Linked DNA regions of Homo sapiens: region 2 is linked to region 1. The links are chromatin loops, found by intact Hi-C in ENCODE. Cell type or tissue: IMR-90. All regions are shown on one strand.

Region 1 (2,500 bases):
CAAGATTGTAAGTCTCCAGGAGGTCTCATGAAACTGCATGATCTGATTCAGTAGGTGTGAGGAAGGCGAGGTCTGAGATTCTGCATTTCTGACCACCTCCCAGGTGATGCTGAAACTGCCAGCCCAAGGACCAGACTTTGGGCATAATATATTAACTCTTCTACTCCTACCTTTAGATTAAAATTTAAAGAGATCTTCGCTTTTCAAACTCGAAGCATTCTCTGTACTTTCTTCCAGCTCCTGATTTCTAAAAATAATATTGGACTGAGCTGGTAGGGGTATTTTGGATTCCCAAAAGTTGGATTAAATTAAGGTCAGGAAAACACTTTAAAAATGCAGTTCAGAAAGTCCTAAATTCCAGATCACTTTCCAAACCATCCCATCTGAAGTTGAAGTAAGCTCTTGTCTGGGACAGTCTCTAATGTTCACCTCGCTTATCTCAATTACTAAATATACCTCCTTTCTATTATCTGCCAAAATGCTGCATTCCCTCATCTCTCAGTCTCTTCCTTTAGTTATGGATATTCCACAGAGGTGCCCTTTCACATATGCAGACACAATGGGATAATTGTACATTAAGTAGGAAAAAAGTCTTTATCATTCACAGTAACAGGAAATCCCAGACCCAGGGCAATATGTATGTAATATCTGAATACACAATCAGACTCTTTGAATAGTATTACATTGTAGGAGCAACAAACACAGCAAAGAGTCCACAAAAGCTGTCTTTTTCAGAGTATTCACAATGCAAATGAGCCATGATGAAGGAGAAAATCTGGTTAAAATAACCCACTGACTGGGTATACATATCTCACCTTTTATCTTCAATTCCAATTTTCCAATTTAATGTCTAGCATCTGTTAGAAAATAAAAATATAATGATCGATGCTGTGGAATTAAATACACAGCTCCCCAAATTTATCAGAGGTTCCCCCCGACCATATTCCCAAAAATCTGGTACATAGATTAAAATGCTTAGTGCCTAGTTTTGCTTTTAAACCGAGTCTAGAAATACAACTTGGGAAAGATTACTTCTGAAGTCTCTATATTCCTCTAAGAATTATTGAAGTTCTGAAAGTGATCTCTATTTTTTGGGTTATTTACTAATGAAAATAGCATTGTAGTGCTTGTAGAAAATACTACCACCACCTACTGGCATATACTGTACATAAAATTGAAAATGTTTCTAAATCATTTTGAACAGTGCCAAATAAGGGCATAGGGAAAAACATAATTAGAGGCACTTTATTATAACTTTAATTTTAAATTTAGTCAAATAATTTCATTTGCTTTTTGACAATATAACATTAACTTTTGCCACCTGAATGTGTAAACAGAAGCAAGAGCAAAAATAAGGCATAAGATATTTAGAAAGTAGTAAGGTAGAGTTATATGCTTGAAATGACAAATGCCCTTGATTTTCACTTGTTGCTGTGTTCATTTTTGCTTTTATTGGAAATTTATTTTTGCAAACTCAGAAGGAAAAGGGAAGTCTAGATCAATGTGGTAATTGAAAAAGTCATTTATATACCTTGTCATGCAAAATTATATTCAATCAACAAAAATATTTAAAGCAGAATATAAAGATATGTACAAATTCTCTACTATTTCAACAGCTATTTTGATGAAGGAAAACAGTAAGAACAATACATGTATACCAGGTTTTTTGAAATTTTTATTTCACAGTTAATTCTCATTAGCTTATAGGTTAGTATTAGATTATTTTCTCTTTACAATTTTCCTTGGGAAAGAATTAAATCCTCATGTTATTTCCTCCATGGTTATTTTGAATTTTATCCTCAGACAACCTAGTCTTTGGTCCCATAAATTTCGTTCCTCTAAAGGAAATACCTCTTGCATAGAATCTATTTTCTTGTTCAATGGTTTAATATTTTGCATCAATGAGCTAGGTTCGTGAGAAGGATATGGGATTAAAGGCATGGATTTTCTTCCCAAAACGCCACTGTGACACCCCTATTTGTTAGAATTCCAACATGGATAATTTATCACTTTAGTGATAATTATAATGACATCTGTATATATATAGAAAGAAAGATAAATTTAGTGGAACCTAATGATAATAGGTGTATACATTGTAATTATACTCAAGAAACTTTTCTGGAGGGTGAACATGTTAAATTTTAAAGAAAGAAAAAAAGTCCTCTAATATTTAATTGCAGTTATATATTGAAAGTACATTCAATGCATTATTCAGTGTATTCAAAGTATATTAAATGTATATTACTTTTATTTTATTTCATGGGTATGAAAATATTTGTAGAAGATAATGGTAACTTATTCCTCATTATCTTATTTAAATTACAATCAATTCTCTACTAGCTTAGTGATTGTTCAGTGCCCTTTAGAAAAAAAAATGTTATTGTTCCCCAAGATATTGTTTTGCATTACATTGATAATTAGGATTTATTGTGAAATACTAAACTACTGGCTTTGTTGAGTTGTTTGACAGCCCAATTTCTTGCTTCTGTGCCTATTCTCA
Region 2 (2,500 bases), 1.4 Mb before region 1:
GCCCTTTCAAACAAAACCAAAACAGGACCAGAGAAGCTCAGACCGTCCCTAACATCCCTGCTGCGAGACCCGCAGGCTGTGGAATCTCGCACGTCACCTGGCCCCAGCAGGGCGGCCAGCTGAGGGGTTGATTTTATTTTATTTTTTTGAAGTAAAGGCTGAATCTCGGCTTCAGGGCTTTTGCCAACGTCTCCACTGACAGGAACCAGCAAACTTCAGGACCCAAATGAGCATCTTAATTTATTGATGCTAAACAGGTCTGGTTGTTGTCCCCAATTTTCCGCGCGCTCTGCCACTCCCCCCCCCACACACCCCGCCCCAACCCCCGCCGCCAGCTTCGGTCCCTGCATTTGATCTCCAGGAAGGGCCCCGCTGCACAGGCGGAGGAGCGCGTCGCGGGGGGGGGCGGTGTTCGGCCCCCTCCCACCAGACCGCCCTCCCCCAGACCTGTCCCCGCCCGGGATCCTGCGACCCCCGCCCGCCGCCCGGTCAGCTGACCTGGCTCGCTCGCCTGCTCCCCGCCCGCCGCCCTGTTTCCGGTCCCCGGGGTCCGCGAGCCGCGCTCCGAGCGGGCGCAGCCGCGGCCGGGAGGTGATGCCGGGGGCTGATTACCATGAGAAAGGCTGTGCCTGGAAAAGCCTCCTCCACGCGACTGTCAATCTCACTAAGGCTTGGGGGGCGGGGAGCGGGGGGGGGGACGGAAAGGGGCCCTGTAGGAGTCACCAGAAAACTTGGAGTAAGTTGGATGCGACGCAGGCCCGAGGAGGTGGCTTTCGCCTCAACTTGGAAGGCTGGGGCGTTGAGGGCGCGGACGCCAGCAGCCTCACCAGGGAATTGAAAACCAAAAATCTCCCTCCTGCTTTTCCTCCCTCTGGCCCTCCTTTCAGCCCTCCCTGCCCTTTATCCTTATTTTCTTGAAATTCTTTCCCAGTTGCATTTCCTACGTTCTCCTTTCTATCTGATATCTCCCTTTTGCAATTTCTTGTTTTGTTTCTTAACATCCACTCTTCTCCCTCGCTGTGATTCTTTTTGTGCCTCTTTTATGTGTCCAGATTTATCATTTCGTTTTGAAAACAGAACGTTTAATGTGTAATTAATCTACCAGCAGGAGGGCAGGGACACCCTGACTAAAATAACTCCCCGGGTCTCAGAGACGACAAGTTCACCAGGTGTCAGTGAAAAGTAAAATAATAATAATAAAAATAAAATAAATCAATATTTCAGTGACCATAATGGTTTATTCTTCTATATTATCACATCAGCTCAGACTGATAATTTTAAAAGACAAGATATAATAGATATAGTCTTCCTGGAAAAAATGCATAATGCTTGGCATAGGGGCATTCTTTAGAATTAAGGCAATGTGAAAAAGTTTGTTTACAGCCATATTTTAGTAGTACTTAATTTGTTAACAGACTTTAGACATTACAATAGGTAATTTTATGAAACTTAAACTGCGCTTTTCTTCTGATGACTATTTGCAAAGGGTAAAAAATTCCCAAAGCACTCCTCCTGAACCCCAACAAAGATTGATCAATTCAGAGAGAAACATCATCATGTCACGTAGTTTGCACATTACTAAGCAAATTCACAACTTGGGTTGTTGGGTTATTTTCTTGACTAGGCTAGGTTACTGTCCGTTACCTAGCAGGTGAGTGAGCATGAGGCGGCATATGTCATGAACATAACTGTTTTTGTTTTGTTTTCTTTATTATTATTTTTTGCTCTTCCCTTCACTTTGGGCATATTTGTTGTTCTCATTAAAATTCAGAGTTTTCACTTGTTTACAATTTGTTTACTTTGTTGAATTTTAAAAACTTGATAGAAGTCAATTGAACATGTATATTTAGCCCTTTTTAGGCCAAGAAAAATAAAGATGTATTAGAAAGATGCCTTTTCTGCTTCATAATTATTAATTGACATTTTATGATGAATAATTAATCATTTGAATAATTTTAGTATCTCTGATCTGAACACATATTTGCATATCTAATGCTTGATTTTAAATGTGTTTTTTAAAAATTCATTCTCTCAGGATGAAGAAACAAAGTCACATTTTAATGCAAAATTTCTCTTCTACACTTGTAAAAGTTTATTTATTGAGCTGTAATATTCTTTCTAGATATCCATAAACTTCTTAACAATTTGTAAACCATTTATGAGGCATTCACATACAAATATGTGGCACACTACAATTAATTAGGAAAAACAATACTCTATGTAAAATCAAGTCACTCTCCTCCCCAAATCCAGAGATGTGCACTAATTATGCACTATGTTTTCTTATTGGAATTTTGTCATTTAAATTTTTAGTTATGTCTATTAATTCAAGTCTAAAAGTGGAAAATTGCAGCAATTGACAAATAACTCAGGCCTGGTATTTAGGATCATTTTTTATCTTTTACTTACTAACATATGGGCTGATTTAAATTATTAAAAATGATTAAGTAAGTGTATCCCTGATATTTTTATTCTCCTGTGCCAGTTAAAGTCCAAAGTA

What was found. Hi-C counts contacts between places; a loop is a spot of excess contacts. Peaks named below come from ENCODE experiments on the same cell type or tissue, not always from the same donor. Only the 100,000 strongest peaks of a DNase experiment are listed, where the experiment ranks them.
Region 2: it touches region 1 in a loop (12-fold over the local background); 3 of 110 quality-filtered maps call a loop at or near these places.

The regions. Positions count from the first base shown.
Region 1 is chr2:145,918,545-145,921,044 of GRCh38, forward strand. No RefSeq gene overlaps it. Among named protein-coding and RNA genes, the nearest start is that of LINC01911, 920 kb to the right of the region's middle. In IMR-90, a CTCF peak has its summit at 1,144 (motif pointing left); no DNase peak of the experiment used is centred here.
Region 2 is chr2:144,523,889-144,526,388 of GRCh38, forward strand. The region is part of intron 1 of LINC01412 (long intergenic non-protein coding RNA 1412); the gene reads left to right. It overlaps LINC02993 (long intergenic non-protein coding RNA 2993), which reads right to left and starts at 556. Exons shown (of 2, transcript NR_136320.1): 1 at 499-556. In IMR-90, no CTCF peak of the experiment used is centred here; no DNase peak of the experiment used is centred here; H3K4me3 peaks cover 1,077 bases; H3K27ac peaks cover 805 bases.